Linked DNA regions of Homo sapiens: region 2 is linked to region 1. Evidence: read pairs that join two places in POLR2A ChIA-PET (ENCODE). Cell type or tissue: OCI-LY7. All regions are shown on one strand. Region 1 overlaps NIM1K (NIM1 serine/threonine protein kinase). Region 2 overlaps NIM1K (NIM1 serine/threonine protein kinase).

The links. Peaks named below come from ENCODE experiments on the same cell type or tissue, not always from the same donor. Only the 100,000 strongest peaks of a DNase experiment are listed, where the experiment ranks them.
Region 2: POLR2A ChIA-PET joins it to region 1 with 18 read pairs; 5 of 35 experiments call an interaction of 5 or more read pairs at or near these places.

The regions. Positions count from the first base shown.
Region 1 is chr5:43,275,908-43,280,907 of GRCh38, forward strand. NIM1K (NIM1 serine/threonine protein kinase) reads left to right here. Exons shown (of 4, transcript NM_153361.4): 3 at 1,150-1,418; 4 at 4,073-4,943. The coding sequence ends at 4,822. Among named protein-coding and RNA genes, the nearest start is that of HMGCS1, 35 kb to the right of the region's middle. In OCI-LY7, no CTCF peak of the experiment used is centred here; no DNase peak of the experiment used is centred here.
Region 2 is chr5:43,218,841-43,223,840 of GRCh38, forward strand. All of the region lies in intron 1 of NIM1K (NIM1 serine/threonine protein kinase), which reads left to right. Among named protein-coding and RNA genes, the nearest start is that of NIM1K, 29 kb to the left of the region's middle. In OCI-LY7, no CTCF peak of the experiment used is centred here; a DNase peak (open chromatin) is centred at 2,881.

The DNA.
Region 1 (5,000 bases):
TTTTTTTTTCTGAGACGGAGTCTTGCTTTCTTACCTAGGCTGGAGAGCAGTGGTGCGATCTCGGCTCACTGCAACCTCTGCCTCCCTGGGTTCAAGTGATTCTCCTGCCTCAGCCACCCGAGTAGCACAGGTGCCTGCCACCGGGTCCATCTAATTTTTGTATTTTTAGTAGAGATAGGGTTTCACCATGTTGGCCAGGCTGGTCTCAAACTCCCAACCTCGTGATCCTCCCGCCTTGGCCTCCCGAAGTGCTGGGATTACAGGCGTGAGCTGCCGCGCCCAGCCAAAATTGAGTAATTTATAAGAAAAAAAGGTTTTATTAGCTCATGATTCTGCAGGCTGTACAGGAAGCGTGGTGGCATCTGCTTCTGTAGAGGCCTCAGGAAGCTCCAATCATGGTGGAAGGTGGAAGGCACATCACACTGTGAAAGCAGGAGCAAGAGTTGGGGGAACATGCCACAAGATCCCATCACTTTTAAAGAACCAGATCTCATGTGAACTCAGAGCGAGAGCTCACTTATCACTAAGGAGATGGCCCAAGCCATTCATGAGACATCAGCCTCCATGACCCAAACACGTCCCACCAGACTCCACCTCCAACATTGGGGATTACATTTCAATGAGATTTGGGTGGGGACAAATGTCCAAACTATATTGATGAGTGAAAGCAAGAGTAAAGAACAGGGAAGGAATGATGGAGAGAATGAACCAGGTAGAGAAAATCTTCTAGGCATGAATGTTCAGCCCCTTTTCAGGGAGCAACAAAAAGTTCTGTATTGGTTGCAATGAAGGGTGCATGGGGCATTGGGGATGGTGGACAGGAATGATGGACAGTGAGGCTGATGAGATGAGCTGGGTCTCATCAAGAAGTTCTCTCCGGGCTTAGCAAAGGAGCTCTAGCTTTATCTGGAAACTTTCCTTGGGAGGCAGGACTTGGCATCAAAACCTGTGTGTGGAAGACTCACACCGATCCAAGGGAAGGGCACTGATGCTGGGCTTAAGCATTGCTTTGTCATTCCCTGATGAGCTCTCTCAGCTTGGGAACAGCCACTCTCTGTCTAGTAAAGGAAAGGAGCTGATCCAGGTCCTCTCCAGTTCTAACTATGCTCCTGTGAATTCTGGCACAATTTTTACTTTTTTTCCTTGCAGAAAAGGTGGCCATTAAGATCCTGGACAAGACCAAGTTAGACCAGAAAACCCAGAGGCTACTATCCCGAGAAATCTCCAGCATGGAAAAGCTGCACCATCCCAACATCATCCGCCTTTACGAAGTGGTGGAGACCCTATCCAAGCTGCACTTGGTGATGGAGTATGCAGGGGGTGGGGAGCTCTTCGGAAAAATTAGCACTGAGGGGAAGCTCTCTGAACCAGAAAGCAAGCTCATCTTCTCCCAGATTGTGTCTGCCGTGAAGCACATGGTGAGCAGGGGTGACGAGTGAGAACCTTGCTCCCATTGCACTGACACTGGGAGCACAGGGCTTTAGGTTACTAACCCTCAAGTGTCCCAGAGGGCTTTTGTCCTACAAAGCAGACAGTAGTCCCTTCTGAGAGTCAGAAGTCTGGCTGGGATCATGCTCCTTGCCTGTGAAGCAACATCCAGGGATGTCCAGTTACACGTCAACCTCCTAGCTTCTGCAGACATTGGCAGGAATCACTGGGAGCAGCTGATGAATATCACCCACTCCCTGGCCATACCCATTTCTCCAACCTCATCTTCCACTATCTGGATAGCTGGCTCCTCACTGCTTCTTGGTTTTGCTTTCCTACTTCTGTCTAGGATGCCCTCATATGACATCTCACATTCTAAATCCTATCCATACTTCATGCCCAGCTTGGTTCTCTCTCTCTCTCTCTCCCCCACCCCCCCTCTCCGTGTGTGTGTGTGTGTGTGTGTGTGTGTGTGTGTGTGAGAGAGAGAGAGAGAGAGAGAGAGAGATGTTCTTCAATCTCACATCAGTTATACTGATATTTTGCCTTCAGTAAGATCCCCTAGCTCTTATTGCCTCTGTGCCCAGTAGATTAACACTTGGTTGTGTCTTTCTTTTTTCCCTTCCTTCCTGCCTGCCTTCCACCCTTCCTTCCTTCCTTTTCTTCCTCCCTTCCTTTCTTTTCCTTCCTTCCTTCCTTCCTTTCTTTCTGTTTCTTTTTTTTTTTTTTAGACAGAGTCTTCCTCTGTCACCCAGGATGGAGTGCAGTGGCATGATCTTGGCTCACTGCAACCTCCGCCTCCCGGGTTCAAGCGATTCTCCTGCCTCAGCCTCCCAAGTAGCTGGGATTACAGGCATGTGCCACCATGCCTAGCTGATTTTGTGTTTTTAATAGAGATGAGGTTTCACCATGTTTGTCAGGCTTGTCTTGAACTCCTGACCTCAAGCGATCCACCTGCCTCGGTCTCCCAAAGTAGTGGGATTACAGGCGTGAGCCACCGTGCCTGGCCGCTTGTGTCATTCTTATTTTAGTTCTTTGGTTACTTCTTTAGATAAATCTGGACTCCTAATGCACACTCTGTAGTTCTCCCAAGAACTGGCTGTTTTGCTGCCTCCTTAATTTTGGCCGTATTGCGGGCCATACAGGAGGAACCTGACTTGCAGGCCTGAGTATCACTTTTACTACCAAAAGTTTTAGTCAGTCACCATCTTTACTCAGATCCCAGTTGAACGGATCTGTCAGAAAAGAGACACTTGGCTAGGGTCTATATTAGTTGAGAGGCTATTTCCAATTCACTTCTCAGCCTGCATGGTTGTAGGAGCAAGAACTGGGATCAGTGAGCCACAGTGAACCTCATTACATGCCAGGCACTGAAAAAGTCAGATAAAACAGTCCATGCTAGCAATGGGGCAAAAGAGGGAGAATTTGCAAGGGAATCTGTGGCCTAGAGGGCCCAAAATAGCAGTAGGGAAGGAGAGGAGGAAGAAAAAGAAGTGAGCCAGGGAGAAGAGCTTGACTGTAGTGGTGGTGGATGTTTCAGACCTGTGATATATGACCAATCATCATTTAAGTGGCTTTGGGCTGTGGTGAGCTTTCCCAGGGCCAGAGAATAAGCCAGACCCATACCAAGTAATAGAACAGATGGGCAAAGAGTCTTCCACATTCTACTTGGAAAAGTAACTTGGTGGGAGAACAGAAGAGAATCCAGCAATAGAAGGTACAGATGTTAGTCTTCAGCAGCTCTACTCCCTGCCATTTCTCCAACGCTCTGCAAACAGGAAGTGTGTTTCATAGCCATAGATCCACATCTTATTGAGTTTGTTTATATGCCAAGACCATGCTGAGCACTGTTCTCATCATACGTAGTTAGCGTCATATATAGTTCTCACCACAGCCTATGGTTATCAGTATCCCACTTTACAGAGAAGGAAACTGACATTCACAGTACCCAGCTGGTATAGTTGAACCTAGAATTGACCAGACTGTCCCCTCCAAAGCCTGGATTCTTATTCCAGGAGGGCCATCAGGAAAGCTGACAAACACAAAGCCATTTTCCAAGAGCCCTTGGGACTGAACAGGTCAAGGGTCCTCTGAAGATTGTCTGGATTCAGGATGCAAGGGTGGGAGTGGAGCATGTGCCCACAATCCACAGTGTGTTCTGTGGCTAGATCCTTGCCAAATGCAACCACCTCCCTTCGGCTGAATTCTGTAAGGATAAAAGAGTCCACCCCAAAAAGCATGGCCGGAAAGTCAGGGGAGGGCTCCAAGCCTTCCTGGTCAAACGATCCATCAGCCAGAAAAACCCATGTATGACCTCAACAACTAAGGATTACTGTTTCATTGTATTTCAGAATGTGTAGTTTCATAAGATCTGGGTCTGATTTCTGGTGTTAGTTTCTGAGTCCACATGTGTGGAACAGACTCCAACCCTTACCACATAGAATAGGAACTTTGGTCTATTTGGGGAGGTGTAGGCATTACATTGGGCTAAAGGTTATGACAGGGTTTGCTATCATGACTTAAGGTGATCCTCACTGAATTTGTTATTCCACCATCATTATCTCACTGTTTCAGAGCAACTGATACATTTTTTATTTTGACATTTTACTGTAAAAATGACTTTTCTCTATGTCTTCTTCCACAGCATGAAAACCAAATTATTCATAGAGATCTGAAAGCAGAAAATGTATTCTATACCAGTAATACTTGTGTGAAGGTGGGCGATTTTGGATTCAGCACAGTAAGCAAAAAAGGTGAAATGCTGAACACTTTCTGTGGGTCTCCTCCCTACGCTGCGCCTGAACTCTTCCGGGACGAGCACTACATCGGCATTTACGTGGATATCTGGGCCTTGGGGGTGCTTTTGTACTTCATGGTGACTGGCACCATGCCATTTCGGGCAGAAACCGTGGCCAAACTAAAAAAGAGCATCCTCGAGGGCACATACAGTGTACCGCCGCACGTGTCAGAGCCCTGCCACCGACTCATCCGAGGAGTCCTTCAGCAGATCCCCACGGAGAGGTACGGAATCGACTGCATCATGAATGATGAATGGATGCAAGGGGTGCCATACCCTACACCTTTGGAACCTTTCCAACTGGATCCCAAACATTTGTCGGAAACCAGCACTCTCAAGGAAGAAGAAAATGAGGTCAAAAGCACTTTAGAACATTTGGGCATTACAGAAGAGCATATTCGAAATAACCAAGGGAGAGATGCTCGCAGCTCAATCACAGGGGTCTATAGAATTATTTTACATAGAGTCCAAAGGAAGAAGGCTTTGGAAAGTGTCCCAGTCATGATGCTACCAGACCCTAAAGAAAGAGACCTCAAAAAAGGGTCCCGTGTCTACAGAGGGATAAGACACACATCCAAATTTTGCTCGATTTTATAAATTGCACTAGACTGCTTGTAACTAACCAAGATGATTGTTGCTGCTTCTAAATTTTTTTCAAGGACAACTTGAGTGGAGACATTTTTGTAATTTTTAAATAAACTTAAATTTGAGATATGCATTTTTTTTCTCCAAAAAGTCTATTAGCTCAGATTCTGGCTTGATTTGGGATCTTGTT
Region 2 (5,000 bases), 57 kb before region 1:
ACTCCACCCACCATGAGCTGAGATTGCAGGAATGATATGGTTTGGCTGTGTACCCACCCAAATCTCATCTTGAATTGTAGTTTCCATAATCCCCATGTGTCATGGGAGAGGCCAGGCAGAGATAATTGAATCATGGGGAAGGTTTCCCCATCGGTTCTTGTGATAGTGAGTGAGTTCTCATGCGATCTGACGCTTTTATAAGGGGCTTTTCCCGCTTTTGCTCAGCACTTCTCCTTGCTGCTATCATGTGAAGGAGGACATGTTCGCTTCCCCTTCTGCCATGATTGTAAGTTTCCTGAGGCCTCCCCAGCCCTGTGGAACCATGAATTATTAAACCTCTTTCCTTTATAAATTATTAAACCTCTTTCCTTTATAAATTTTCAGTTCGAGACCAGCTTGGCCAACATAATGAAACATATGAACATAATGAAACCTGAGCTGGGTGTGGTAGTGCATACCTGTAATTCCAACTACTCAGTAGTCTTTATTAGGAGTCTCAGGTATGTCTTTATTAGCAGCATGAGAAAGGACTAATACAAGGCATGAACCACCACACCTGTCTAATTCTAAAAATTTTATTTGTAGAGACAGTGTCTCACTATGGTGCACAGGCTGGTCTCAAACTCCTGGGCTCAAGTGATCCTCCCACCTCAGCCTCCCAAAGTGCTGGGATTGCTGATGTGAGCCACCATACCTGTCCTGGGGATCAAATTTCAACATGAGATTTGGAGGGGACAAATATCCAAATGATATCAGGTGATATTAAAACAATTATTGAGTTGTGTTACTTACAGATTCCATATACAAATACAAGTACCTTATTAGACACACAATTTGCAAAAACGTTTCCTGTTCTGTGAATTATCTTTACACTTTCTTGATTGTGTCTTTTTTTTTTGAGATGGAGTCTGGCTCTGTCGCCCACAGGCTGGAGTGCAATGGTGCAGTCTTAGCTCACTGCAACCTCCGCCCCCTGGGTTCAAGCGATTCTCCTGCCTCAGCCGCCCGAGTGAGTAGCTGGGACTACAGGCGTGTGCTACCAAACCCGGCTAATTTTTCTATTTTTAATAGAGACAGGGTTTCACTATGTTGGCCAGGCTGGTCTTGAACTCCTGACCTCGTGATCCGCCCACCTCGGCCTCCCAAAGTGTTGGGATTACAGGCGTGAGCCACCGTGCCCAGCCAATTGTGTCCTTTGATGCATACGATTTTTAAATTTTGATAATGCCCAGTTTATGTATTTTTTCTTTTATTGCTTATATTTTTGTATTTTTGGTTTCATATCTAAGAAACAATTGCCTAATCCAAGGTTGTGCAGATTTATGCCTATGTTTTCATCCAAGAGTTTTATATCTTTAGCTCTTACATTTAGGTCTTTAATGCATCTTGAATTAAATTTTGTTTATGGTCTAAGGTAAAGGTCTAACTTTATTCTTCTGCATGTGGGTATCTCTTTTTTTTTTTTTTTTTGGAGATGGAGTCTCACCCAGGCTATAGTGCGGTGGCACCATCTCAGCACACTGCAACCTTCACCTCCCAGGTTCAAGCGATTCTCCTGCCTTAGCATCCCGAGTAGCTGAGATTACAGGTGGGCACCACCACGACTGGCTAATTTTTGTATATTTAATAGAGACAGAGTTTCATTGGCCAGGCTGATCGCAAACTCCTGACCTCAGGTGATCCGCCCGCCTTGGCCTTCCAAAGTGCTGGGATTACAGGCGTGAGCTACTGCGCCTGGCCCACGGTGGCTCTCTTTAATTATTTTGTAGTTATATATTTTTATTTTCTTAACATTTGCTCTAAGGCATACAATATAAATTTTAACTTAATCAAAACCTAGTTTAGATTTATACTAACTTCATTTCAGTGGGATCCAGAAACTTTATTCCTTTGCAGCTCCATTTCCTCTTTTCCTTTGTTATGCCATTATTGTTATGTGTATTACATCTGTATATGTTAAAAATATGACACATAGTTATAATGATTACTTTATATAATGTTAAGTGCTTTGAAGAAGCCGAGAGAAGAAGGTAGTAAGCATAGGGGGGACATGAGAGAAGAAGGCAGTAAGCATAGGGCGGTCATGATAAGTCCCGAGAGTGCAGAGATGCCCTCTGCTCTGCCCTCATGACATCCCCTCTCCTGGAACAGTGTCTGCCACATATTGGTGCTCTCTTGATACACAAATGAATGAATGATGATCTCCATATAGACATTAATAAATGAACTCACAGCGAGTCCCAATAAGGTGTGGAGATAAATAAGAGATTAAGAGAATACTGTTAAGTGAGTTGTGGTGTTGATGGGGCAGAGAGAAGAGTGCCTTTCTGATTTGTCAAAAGAAAAACCTTAGGCTGGGTGCTGTGGCTCATGCCTGTAATCCCAGCACTTTCGGAGGCTGTGGTGGGCCGATCACTTGACGTCAGGAGTTCGAGACCAGCTTGGCCAACATAATGAAACCTGAGCTGGGTGTGGTAGTGCATACCTGTAATTCCAACTACTCAGGAGGCTGAGGCATGAGAATTGCTTGAACCTGGGAGGCAGAGGTTGCAGTAAGCCAAGACTGCGCCACTGCACTCCAGCCTGGGTGATGAGTGAGACTGTCTCAAAAAAAAAAAAAAAAAAAAAGAAAAGGAAAAAGATAGAAAAGAAAAGAAAAACCTTAGATGAATTAAATTTAAAGAGTTTAATTGAGCAAAGACCAATTCTCCAATTGGGCAGCCCCCGAATAAGAACAGGTTCAGAGAGGCTCCAGGGCAGCTGTGTGATCAAAGAAGATTTATGAATAGAAAAAGGAAAGTGATGCACAGAAAACGGAAGTGAGGTACAGAAACAGCCGGATTGGTTATACAGCGTTTGCCCTGTTTGAACACAGTTTGAACAGTTGGCTGCCTTTGATTGGTTGAAACTTGATGACTGGCACAAGGGTAGGTTGATCTATTTATGCATTTAGTTAGGTTACAGTTCACTATTACAGAGAAACCATTAGGCTGAACTTAGAATATTTAAGCAGGCAGCTTTAGGCTAATCTTAACCGATACAAGTAGCTCCTTGAGGACAGGAACTATGTCTTATGCATTTTATGCCCAGCACAGTGCTTAGCATGTAGTAGATGCTCAGTAAATGTTGAATAAACGGATGAAGCATTCTGTGGTTAGTGCAGATCTTGGAGGAGGAGGCATGAGAGTTTCAGTCCCTTTGCTTTCCAAGTGGACAGACACTACCTCTGGCTCACTCAGTGTCTATTATGGCTCTATACTGGTGCTGCTTCTGAGGTCCTGAGGCCATCTATTTTGTTTGTGAAAAAGTTCTGGCCTTGCCTTATGTCCCACATTCCCCAGGGGATTGTCAGCTCCCTTTGTGAATTCTGAGCAGGATGTCCAATCACTGAAGGGTGAGAAATACGATCTTATGGTTTAGGACAGAGCAGAGGAAAGACAGGATGAATTTATAATAATCAAATTGGTGGGTTGCTGGGTGGGCAGTGAGAAGAGAGAGAAGAAAACTATTAGTGATAGACTAAGGCAACTGAGAGAAAACCTGTGGTATTCCACATTTATTTACTCATTCATTCACCCCTGAAACATTTATCAAAAGCCTACTTTGGGCCAGGTGTGGTGGCTCACACCTGTAATCTTAGCACTTTGGGAGGCCGCAGTGGGAGGATTGCTTAAGCCCAAGAGTCAAAGTCAATACTGGGCAACACAGAGGGACCCCATCTATACAAAAAATGAAGAAAAAAAACTAGCCGAGCATGGTGGTGAATGCCTTTAGTCCCAGCTACTTGGGAGGCTGAGACTGAAGGATCACTTTAGCCCAGGAGTTCGAGGCTGCAGTGAACTATGATCTTGCTACTGTACTCCAACCTGGGCGACAGAGTGAGCCTGTCCCTTAAAAAAAAAAGAAAAAAGAAAAAAGAAAGCCTGCTTTGTAGCAGGCTAGAGACAGCATATATCAAAGTGTTCAGCTTACCTTATACCAAGTATTAAATCCTGGACATTAAAAAAATGTTAGATTGTGCTGGGCACAGTGGCTCACGCCTGTAATCCCAGAACTTTCGGAGGCCGAGGTGGGCAGATCACGAGGTCAGGAGTTTGAGACCAGCCTGACCAACACGGCGAAACCCCATCTCTACTAAAAATACAAAAATTAGCCTGGCGTGGTGGTGCATGCCTGTAATCCCAGCTACTCCGGAGGCTGAGGCAGGAGAATCGCTTGAACTTGGGAGGCAGAGGTTGCAGTGAACCGAGATCGTGCCACTGCACTCCAGCCGTGGCAACAGAGCGAGACTCCATCTCAAAAAAAAAAAAAAAAAAAAAAGTTAGGTTGTTATAAAAACATTCAGGAAATAACTATATAGCACACAGTGGTGCTTAAGAACCCTGAGGCTGGGGCCTCCCTGCCTGGGCTTGAATCCCAGCTGGGGAGAGTCACCTGATAGCATCTCCTTGTGCTGACTAAAGCTCCCTGTTCTGTAAACCTGATATATTAGCACCTACCTTCTAAAATTCTTGTAAGGATTAAATAGTTAATACACATACAGTATCTAGAATAATGCCTACCACATAAAATGTGTTATATAAGAGCTAACTGTTATTGACATAATTATTAAGGGCCAGAATAGTTCATTGAGATTATCCTCTAAATTTCAATAAAATTTTGGATATCTCATTTTCCACATTGCCTTACTACCTAGACATTTTCATAGTAACAGCCATGTACGTACATATCTATCATACAGCTTGAGCTATTAAGAACCAACAGCTCTCTTCTTATTAATGTTACTTTCCTTTTGTTAAATGATTACCATGGCAAAGAGCTGTTTTCTGCCTTTGAAAAATCAGCTTCACTCCAGAGGTTACCAGAACAGAGAAGAAAATCTGATAGGTGGGAAACCTTTGAGCCCCTAGATGGATAATTCAGAGGGCAGGAAAGCAGCTGCTTTTGTTTCAAATTAGGTTGATATAAATGAATTCCTGCCTGAGATTTCAGTGCTTTGG